Regions from separate parts of the Homo sapiens genome. Here region 2 is linked to region 1. A link is a contact called in ENCODE Hi-C data. All regions are on one chromosome and are shown on one strand. Each heading gives the region's core, a stretch centred on a gene start or an enhancer-like site at or near the end of the contact. The rest is flanking DNA. Distances are from core to core; before and after follow the strand shown. Region 1 overlaps PHACTR2 (phosphatase and actin regulator 2). Region 2 holds the start of ZC2HC1B (zinc finger C2HC-type containing 1B).

Region 1 (5,474 bases), core at 2,009-4,508:
AAATAGAACCATATTCTGCAAAATACAGCTTAGCTCATAATCCTTTAATTCTTTCCACAGCTTTTTACTCAAGCCATCATTCTAATAAAATAATTGGTGATTCCGATTACCTAAACAGTAGACTAGCAGTGGCTAATTTTTTTTTTTTTTTACTTTTAAACTTGTCTCTAACTTAGAAAATTTTTTCTAAATGTATCGATTAGTGTAAAGAAAAAGTATGAGTAGTTAATAAATCTGACCTATTATACAAGAAATGCAATTTTGAAATACCAGATTTTCATTTTTTGTACTAAGTGTATCTCATTGTAGGCAATAAAAAATTGCATCACAGGCATCAAAAGTGGGAAAAAATTGTTCCTTTTATCAACCAAATAGAAACTTTCAATAACATACTTTGAGTGATAAAATGGTGATGTCTTACATTTACCATTATAGAGAGGTCTTGTGGTTAGAAATTTAAAAAGTGTTTAAAGATGATTAAGCATAGACAATTAAAAGAAACATTATATCTCTTGGTATTTTTCTCAAGACACTAAAATAATAAAATAAAAATATAATTAAGGAAAAGCATGACTTTGGGAAAAAAAAAATCACAAGTTAATTTTTATGGCTGGATTGAAACACTGTAAAATAGACAAAACCTCAGCCAGAGACAGACACCTGGGCATGCAGAAAAATTTTTTCAAAGCAAAAAATTTGTCTTATCCTATTAGTGAAATGACAACAGACTCTAGGTGTGTTTTATTAATGCACAGAGTCTAACAAGAGGTGCAGTAATGCTGGTTACTTTTCCTAATTCTAACATGGTCCTGGCTTTTTATAGTAGGCCAACTGGCATTAACATTTTTTATTTTTAAATAAAATGATCCGATTTCAAGTGGTTCTTTAAAATACCAATGAATGGCAGGATCTACATTTATTCACCGGGTTAAATGCTTACTTTTCGGTTGAAATAGAAAATGACAGTCTTGAACCAGAAACATCTTAGAAAATTGTAGTCCAAACTCTGAGAATAAAATAAACTCTATTTGGGTCTTGTTTTGTTATTCATTTCATGTGTTTTTAATTAAAGGGGCACAAAGCACTTGTGAAGAACAATGAAATGCAAGGTGGTATTTACATATGGTCATATGTATTTGGGAGCAGAAGTCATAGTGTGCCTGTGACTCCATGGAAAATAGCAACACAATAATAGAGAGTTTCTTAATGTAAACAATACAGACTGTAGGCTCATAGGGAAAACTTCCACTACTTTAACCTCACTGATTCTTTTGCATTGACAGTAAATACTGTACTGTATCTATGGATGCCATCTGCAGATTCTTAAAATACAAGATGAGGATTTCCTCACACACAACTTAGTGGGAACTTTCCATGTTCTGTTAAGCCTTTGGGTGTTTTTTTGATCTGTGTCCTTTTTTTTTTTTTAAATAGCAGCAATCCAACTTTAAAAAAATGCAGCACTAAAAAAATAACTAGTCCTTATTCCCATGCAGGACTAACTGCAGGCAGCACATTTGTATCTTGCTTAAGTTTTGACTTTGGATTCAAGTTTTTATTACAGGTGTCATGATTGCCAATACTGTCTTCTCTAGGTGAAGTATGGTTGCTTTGACTTTGGATCTAATCAAGATAGGGAAAGATCAAAAGATTTATTTCTGAAGCTTGCTACAGTTTTCTAGGGTCACATTACATCTGACTTTATTCCCAGTCCTCTTATCCTGTGAAGGCTGGTACACTAGGAAAGGGATATTTAAAAATGTCAAGTGTGCATAGCTAATGCTACTTAAAAGCATGCAACAAAATTTGGGTAAGCATGCTTGTTAAGAGTCAGTAGAAGCTCTTGCATTTAAGAAAAAGATGCATGAAAACATTCAGACTTATTTCTGGCAACTGGATTCACTGGCACAACATAAAATAATGGTACTATACTGTACCAACATAATGGTGAAACAAGAGTATTCTCCGATCAAGTCTTTGAGGAATCCACATCAGGAGGTTAAATTCCTAAATCCCTTAATAAGTTCTCAGCTACCGAATAACTACTTCAAAAATACATTTATGCTTCAATTTTCTCTTTTCTTCATTAACATAATGAAATATTTCTCTTTCTTTCTGATTTCCAACTCCCACCCCTTTTCAGTGCCCAGCAATTTTAATCTATATTTTTCTTTCACCCGCATTATAAAATTTGGCTTTCTGGTAACAGGGAGCCAGTGATTGTCTTCTGCTCATCTTCTTTGATTAAAGCTTCTGATGAAGAATATCCACGGTGTCTCTTACCATCGCTGTGCATTCTGGGCAGCAAGAGTCACTGCATCCTTCCTTTTGCTTGTTGGAGCCATCTGGGCCACACAGGTGAGGAGCACTTCCCAGCCAAGCTGAGTCACACACTTCCTTCACCACAAGTTAAACGGAAACACACACATTCAAATCCCAGTGCAATATCAGGTTTTCAGGAAGCAGGGCTTCCCCCAAAGATGATCAGTCTCTGTTTCCAAATAGTCTCACTCTTCGTTATGGACGATGAAACCTGGAGTAAGAAATAGAAACTATAAGCCTGTGGCCTAGGAGCACATTCTGCATGCAGTGAGCTGAATAAGGCGTGGTCATGTTTACAATGAAAAGGTACCCCAGATATCCCCCAACTGAATTACTGTTTACAAATTTCTGTCATAACAAAATACTGTTACAAATATTATTAAGGAAAGCATATATAAACGCTTTCCTTATATATATGTTTACATATAAGCATATAAGGAAACCTTATATAAAAGATGCTGGTTATAGTATTCAAGTTACACAGCAACCAAGACAGAAAACATCACTATTCTTGAGCATCGTGCTCTAACCTTTATCAAGCAGAGGGAGATGTTTCACAAAGGGATTTTGGTACACCTCGTCTGTATTATAAAAGCACAGTAACAAATAGACACTTTTTCATTAGCTTCAGCCTCTCATCATCTCCTGCTGACGACTCCAAATCTACTTTCTACACTTGAATTTCCAAAAGCCCACAGGGCGCTTCCCCCCAGATGTTCCACAGGTATATACTAAGCATGTCCACAACTATACAAAGCTTTCCTTGTTAACCTGCCTTTGCACTTTGTCTTATTTAATATTCTATCTTTAAAAATATTTTTGGTCTAGAAACCTCAGATTAGCAATTCATTTCTCTCCCTCATCCAGCATTTCCTATTAGTCACCAAGTCCTGCCTCAACTGCCTGTCTTGGAATCATTAAAGTTCCATCTTTTGCTGGCACTACTTTTACGGTATGCTTGTTAGCCAGCCAGCTGGCTTCCTTTCCCTCCTTGTGAGTTCCTGAACATTCCTTGCATTTTTGTAGCCCGGTGCTTTTGAACATGCTGTTCACTAATACTGCAATTCCTTCCCTTCATTTCCTATCTATGTTTTCATTTTCAAGATCAAGGTCAAAAGTTATCTTCTCCATAAAGCCTTAAGTGATCAAGCTCTTCAGCCTACTTCTGCAATTCCACATTTATGCAACTCTGCCTAGCATTTCACTCTGTCTTCTACAGTCGAATGCTCATCTGCTCTGGTCAGCCAGTCTCCTAATTGGTTTCCCTGTCCCAGGCTCTCTCCATCAAATCTATGCTCCTCACTGTTGCTCACACTATCCTTAAAAATACTGGTTCCATCATTTCAGTTCTTGGGGTTTTTAAAATCTTTTTTTATTTTTAATTAGATATGGGGGTCTCGCTATGTTACCTAGGCTGGTCTTGAACTCCTGGTCTCAAGCGATTTGCCCACCTTTGCCTTCCACAGTGCTGTGATTACAGGTACGAGCCACTGCGCCCAACCCAGTTCTTTCTCAAAAGGATCGTATTGTTCCCCATTACCTACAAAATAAAATTTAAGCTGGGCATGGTAGCATACACCTGTAATCCCAGCTGCTTGGGAGGTTGAGGTGGGAGGACAGCCTTGAGTCCAGGAGTTCAAGACAAGTCTGGGCACATAGTAAGACCCTGTCCCTTAACAAAATTAAAATAAGAAAGCCAACAAAATAAAATTTAAAGTTCCTGGAGTAGCAAGTAAGGCTTTTCAGAAAGTGGCCCAACTCATGGTTCTAGCTATATCTCTATCACTGCTTCCAAATACTCTCCATTTCAATCACTTGCCCCAAAAAGGCTTTTGCGCTAATGCCCTTTCCTCTACCTACTTTTTGCAGGGTGGGTTGGGGGGAGCTCCAGAGGGGGACAGGGTTTCACTCCTATTGCCCAGGCTGGAGTGCAGTGGTGCGATCTCAGCTCACTGCAGCTTCAACCTCCTGGGCTCAGGTGATTCTCCCACCTCAGCATCCAAGTAGCTGAAACTACAAGCATGCACCACCATGCCCAGCTAATATTTGTATTTTTAGTAGAAATGGGGTTTTGCTATGTTGCTCAGGCTGTTCTCAAACTCCTGCACTCAAGCAATCTGTCCTCGGCCTCCCAGCGTGCTGCGATTACAGGTTTGATCCACCACACCTGGCCTACTCTTTCTTCTACCTTTATCTCTCTTACCATCTGCGCTTTATGCAGTCTCACTCTGTGAGTTCTCCAAACTCTTTTCTCCACTGCTCAGGGAAGCACTAATTGCTCTCTTTCCTGTGTTCCCATAACCTTTGGCTTATGCCAGTTATTGCTTACATTATATAATCTTTGGATACATGTGCCTTTGCTATTGGATCATGAGAAGCTGAGGAAGGAAACTTTCTTATCCATTTTTACATACTCATTGAATACAATCTCCGGCACGTGATAGTACTTACTAAACGTCACTGTGTTGAATACAAGCATTACAAAATGAAAAACTAAAAAATAAGAGCAGGTGAAATGAGATGGGCCACGAATTGATAACTGAGGAGCTGCTAGTTGGATACGAGGGACTTATATTACTTCTGTGTTTGACAAAAGTCAAAAGAAAAATAAGATATACCAAGCTTTACAAAACTGGTAGGCAATTTATTACTAAAGCAGGAATGTGTCCACTTTGAGTTCTGTTCTTAGTCTATCCCTGACTGTAACCTTGGGCAGATGTGAGGACCGCCATGCCTGCATTTGATACACAGAGGCAACATCACTCTTTCACTTTTTCGAGGGCCAGGTCAAGGGCCCTGCTGCCTCGTGCAGCCTCAGGACATTGTTCCCTGCATCCCAGCCACTTTGGCTCCAGCCTTGGCGCAAAGGGCCCCAGATACAGCTCAGGCTTCTGCTTCAGAGGGTGCAAGCTGAAAGCCTTGACAGCTTCTACATGATGTTAAGCCTGCAGATGCACAGAATGCAAAAGTGATGGAAGCTTCAGACACTCCACCTAGATTTCAGGGGATACATGGAAAAGCCTGGGTGTCCAGGCAGAAGCCTACTGGAAGGGCACAGCCCCCACAGAGAACCTCTACTAGGGCAGTGTGGAAGGGAAATGAGGAGTTGGGGATTCCACAAAGGGTCTCTGCTGGGGCATTGCCTAGTGGAA
Region 2 (5,474 bases), core at 2,206-4,705, 42 kb before region 1:
ATTACTGGAGGACGTGATCCACAAGCATGTGAATGAGATATAGGAAAAGGCAATTATAGACTGGATAGAGAAAAGGGAATTCCCAGTATGATAGCTGGGCACAACAACCAAAGAGCAACCAGTCGAGGTTTGAGGTGTGTGATTAGAGACAGACGTGTTGACGGCTATCACGACTAAGATATTCACTGCCTTCATAATCTCAAGATAGTATATTCAAGGAAGTCTGGCTCCCATTTTGTTCTACACTTGTCATGTTTGGCTATATTCTAATAAAGTGCCTGCTCTCCCTTTTGTGTCCTGATCTCTAGATCAGTTGGAGACACTCATTTCACCCCATAGGAAGGTTCTGCATTGATCTTGAGAGGTCAGGGTGAGTTTAGAAGCAGAAAATATAAAACAAGAATGCAATCCTCTAAGCATATTTCTGCAGATCCTGGATGCCTAAACTGTGACTTGTTCCCTAAAACTCACTCATCACCTTGCTCACTGACATCTAAACATGGGTTCTTGTAAACTCTGGAAATGGAAGTCAGACCCAGGGACTGTTCACAGTTCATCTTCCCTAGGATGCTTTCATCTAATTGGTAGCAAACACTGACCTCAAAAAGCTAAGTTTGTTTATTTCAGTTGTTCAAAATGAAACAAGATGTTGTGTTTAAGGATACTATACAAGTGGCTTTAAAAAAGAAGGAAATACTTAATGCAGGTTAAGTATCCCTTATCCAAAATGCTTGGGACCAGAAGTGTTTCAGATTTTTTTTCAGACTTTGGAACAAGATATCATGGGGATGGGACCCAAGTCTAAACACTTTATTTCGTATGTCACCTTACACACACAGCCTGAAAGTAACTTTTTGCAATATTTTAAATACTTTTGTGCATGAAACAAAGCTTGTATTAAGTACTTATACACGGTATTTTCTATTTGTTGTCTCACATTGGCACTCAACGTTTTTGGATTTTGGATTAGAGATGTTCAACTTCTATGACAGCTGGATACTATGCAAGAATTACCTGAGGGGAAAGAGTGAAATGAAATCAAGGATGGATTCACAGGGGACTTCTATGTTCTATTTCTTAACTTGAACAGTGGCCCTGTGTTTGCTTTAAATATTCTCCTGTAAGTTTCACAATTAAAATGCAAGGCCATTAGAATTTCTACCTTCTCTGCCCTTTAACTGGAACAAGACTGATAAAGCATACCAATGTCAACCCACATGAAGAAGTAACATAAAATTATTGAAAATGTAACAGTAAAGTTACAAGAGGTTAGAGTTCTTTCAACTGAGGTGACTTGATGACATCAAAATGGAGATGTAGATACAGGGCATCACAGGTAATAGACACAAGCGGTAACTGCACTTCAGACACTTAGACTTGTAAAGTAACAGACAGTCCTCAACTTATGATGGTTCAAGTTAACAATTTTTCCATGATGGTGAGAAAGCATATGTATTCAGTAGAAAGTGGTACAATCCTCTCGTGATGCTGGGCAGCAGTGGTGAGCCACTGCTCCCAGTCAGCCATGTGATCACGAGGGCAAATTGATAACTCTACAGCGTGCTGTATTGCCAGATGGTTTTGCACAACTGTGGGCTAATGGAAAGTATTCTGAGCAAGTTTAAGGTAGGCTAGGCTGAGCTATGATGTTCAGTAGGTTAGGTGTAGTAAATGCATTTTTGGCTTACCATGTTTTCAGCTTATGGTGGGCTTATCAGGGCATAATCCCACCACGAGTCAAGGAGCATCTGTGGTACTATGATATCCAAGTGGTTTTACACCATTCACGGGCAGTGCTTAAACAAAATAGGTGGGCCGGGTGTTGGCGGCTCATGCCTGTAATCCCAGCACTTTGGGAGGCCGAGGCGGGCGGATCATAAGGTCAAGAGTTTTGAGACCAGCCTGGCCAACATGGCGAAACCCTGTCTCTACTAAGAATACAAAAATTAGCTGGGCATGGTGGTGCACACCTGTAATCCCAGCTACTCGGGAGGCTGAGGCAGGGGAATCGCCTGAACCCGGGAGTTGGAGGTTGCAGTGAGATGAGATCGCACTACTGCGCTCCAGCTCGGGCGCCAGAGCAAGACCTGTCTTGGCAAAAAAAAAAAGTTTAAGATACAAATTCTTCAAGATTTTGCCCCCTGCCTGGATCTCTTAGGCCTTTCTCTCCTCCCTAACCCCAGTGATTCTAGGCCCTGCTATGGTTCTATGTTTAATTCTTTTCTGAAATCTTTCCCATCTATCCATTCATTCATACACTACTTTGTGACTGTATACTGAATGCCAGGCACCCTTCCAGACCTAAGGATAAAGCAATAAATAAAACACTGTGCCTTCAGGGTTTGTCCTGCGAGAGGAGACTGAAAAACAGTCCTCTGCGTCAACAGATGTTGTGGAGAACATAAACCAGGGAAGGAGGGTCAAGGATGCAGGGGAGGGATGCGTGCAGGATTTTTAAATACAAGCTCAGGGAATAGCCTATAGTGAAGGTTACAGCTGAGCACCAACCATGAGGAAGGTCTGTCTGCAGTGAAAGCACTTCTGGGGGAACAGCAAGTACCAAGATTCTAATTACAAGTGGTACTTACCACGATAGTATTGCCAGTTACATTTCGCTGCACCTATCCTGCCTCCTCAGACCATGTGGCTCCTGAAGGCAAAAACCCTCTGATCTCTTGGGCTCCCAACATTTAGCATGGAGCTTTTATGTTCAGTTCCCAATCATCATTTATAGATTTTTAGAGAACCAAGATATCAGAAAATTCATTTAAAGTATCATGAATTTGTTCTTCAGAATAAAATTAAAATATTTAAGTTTGGAGTATAACCTGCCTAAATCACAATATGCTTCATCAAGACTCATGGCCTAGTCTTTTTCTCTTAATTGCAAAATATATAATATATGGATTTAAACACAGTGAAGTTAGCACCTCATAACACAGAATTTGAGTAACATGACAAAGAAACATCCAATGCCTATTAAGACTCTTGCTGTTTTTGAGAATCTTCAGTTGAGACAGCTATCAAAATAAATGGCCAATCCTTTTAGTACTTACATTCTCAATATTGACATAAACCATCATCTGACCCTTTACTTCACAGGTTGGCATTTAAATACATTCTCTCCAGTATCCTACTTCTGCAATGACAAGCTCTTCAGTCAAGATTTTTTTCTAGCCAATGTTGGTAGAATACCTAATGCCATCAGTTTTGACAACTCTTTAAAAATCCTACAATACTTAGATTTAAACGGATCACACATGGTAGAACAAGCTAATACCTACCAGCTTTGGAAAAGCCATAAATGAATGATTACAGATGAAGGCATTTTCTAATAATTTAGATATCAAGTGCAGCTCACCTGCCAAAAATGGTTCTGCCCCAGCCATTCTGTTCCTAACTCAGAGCAACAGTGTTCACAGATTTTTACAGCCCAGTCCAGATAACATCATACTAGTCAAGAACATAAACCAGGACCACTAATCTGTTGCAAGAAGTCATAGTTTACCAAATAATCAACAATTGTGATGATGTCATTGCCTAAACCTTGAAAAAGTTTAAATCAGTTAAAACAAAAATCAACTCATCAAAAACAGGGAAAGTTTTCAACGATGTATTTTAATCAAGTATGAATGGTTCCAAGCATTAACTGATGTTGAAAAGACAAACTCCCCAGTTTAAACTGAAATAAATATTTCTGATTTTGAACTAGGGACTCACTGAAGCCAAATAAGTTTTCTTATTTCCTTGACTATTCTGTTTCCTGCCTTCACTGTTCCTAAATCCCAAAAGCAAGTCATCCAGTAATATAACAGGAAATATGAATCTTAAGAACCTTAATATTCAGTTTTGCCACACTTTTGAAACAGTCCTTTGTATACAGCAAGGGAAAACTTAGCTTCCTAACAGTGGAACCTTCTCAGAAAAACTCATCTTACACTAAACAGAATAAAGTCAGCATTTCAAAATTGAGTTTAACCAGGCCACTTTTCTATTTACAGCAAATTAAACCATGTAATTCCTGAAAAGGCGTGGAGAGGATTCAAAGAAATATTTGAAAACATCTGCAAAAAACAACTATGACAACCATACAAATAAATGAATACACCAATTCCATTCACGTTATGAAGATATTTTCCTTTAATTTATCAAACATTTCACATTCATGAAGTCATTTACTTCAGAGCAAATGTAAGCTTATAATATTAAAAATTAAAGTATTACAATATTTACAAGATGGTTGGCAGGGGACACTTACTAGTATAAAAATAATACAAATATTGTATTTTCCTCTTATCTGCCAGTAAAAATGGCAAACAGTTTTGTCTTTCTGAAGTTTCTAGTCAATAACCAAAGATGAGGAGCCCCTAATAAAGTGCCTTGCCCTGTATGCTCCACTGTCTATAGCTTTAGACCCTCAACATTCTTCTTCAAGTTCAGCAGCTCTTTTTCTTGCCTTCTTTTCTCCAGTTTAAATGCTAATTTGTTAGCTTTCTTCTCCACTCTTCGTTCCTGTTATAAGTACAAGAATATACTTGTATTATTCACATCTTTAAACTGATACAGACTGCTTTTACAAAATTCCCCTAATTTCCCCTCCACCAGCTCTTTGTAAATCTCACATTTGAAAAATATATTTTACCTTGCGCTCTTCTTTTATAGCTTGCTTTCTTGCTCTTTTATCTTCTTTGCTTTCATTTTTAGAACGTGGCTGAGTTGATACTTTAGGAAGATCACTGCCATTAATCATCTGTATTCTTTCAGTTTGCTTTGCTGTGAGTCCTTTCTTTGGTAAGACATTGAGAGGTATTCCTGTTTTAGAAGATATTCGAATTTGTTTGGGCTGAAATACAGATAAAATGGTACTAGAGTTACTTCTCATTCCTATTAAAAAATAGCTCATTAATGACATACTGTTGATGCTTTTTCTAATATCACTCTAGCCATAAAGATAAAAAGTTATTGTGCGAAAATGTGCACTCTATTTTTTATGCACTGCATCCTTCAAATAGCTCAGCACACTAGGACTTACCTTTGGTTGATACTTGATAAGCTGTGGATGGTTATATAAATTTGAGTATGTACCTAAACAAACAAATAAAAGTCATGTATCAGTAAGCATGTTTTCAGTTCCACAAAGCATTACTGAATTCCTACTATATTTCTGACCTTGTGTTTTCATAGTGCAAAATAACACTGGAGTCTCTGATCAATGTTTTATAAATTGCTTACAACTCAGTATTGGAATATTACTCTTTCCAAATAATTTTTCACAAATTTCCTAAAAGCCTAACTCTTATTAAAATATATGTATTTTTTCAAAGTTGATATATGTTTTTTTTTAGACAGAGTTTTGCTCTTGTTGCCCAGGTTGGAGTGCAATGGCATGATCTCGGCTCATTGCAACCTCTGCCTCCCAGGTTCAAGCTATTCTCCTGCCTCAGCCTCTCGAGCAGCTGGGATTACAGTTGCCT

Evidence for each region. A loop is a pair of places that touch in the nucleus more often than their neighbours do. Pooled maps may share reads with other maps.
Region 2: a map of astrocyte of the cerebellum shows a loop between it and region 1 (5-fold over the local background). The contact joins the promoter of ZC2HC1B here to the enhancer-like site in region 1. A Hi-C loop is called at or near these places in 2 of 168 maps with a recorded cell type or tissue (astrocyte of the cerebellum and endothelial cell of hepatic sinusoid) and 2 of 50 pooled maps.

What each region holds. Positions count from the first base shown.
Region 1 is chr6:143,820,733-143,826,206 of GRCh38, reverse strand. It overlaps PHACTR2 (phosphatase and actin regulator 2), which reads right to left. Exons shown (of 13, transcript NM_001100164.2): 13 at 1-2,533. The coding sequence ends at 2,518. Among named protein-coding and RNA genes, the nearest start is that of LTV1, 20 kb to the left of the region's middle. Within about 2 kb of position 3,258, at least 3 of the 41 ENCODE cell types and tissues checked have a DNase peak (open chromatin) inside an H3K27ac peak, as active enhancers do.
Region 2 is chr6:143,862,455-143,867,928 of GRCh38, reverse strand. ZC2HC1B (zinc finger C2HC-type containing 1B) reads right to left here and starts at 3,455. Exons shown (of 8, transcript NM_001013623.3): 1 at 3,362-3,455. The coding sequence starts at 3,389. LTV1 (LTV1 ribosome biogenesis factor) reads right to left here. Exons shown (of 11, transcript NM_032860.5): 9 at 5,033-5,085; 10 at 4,643-4,843; 11 at 4,117-4,512. The coding sequence ends at 4,402. RefSeq lists a silencer at 1,251-1,451.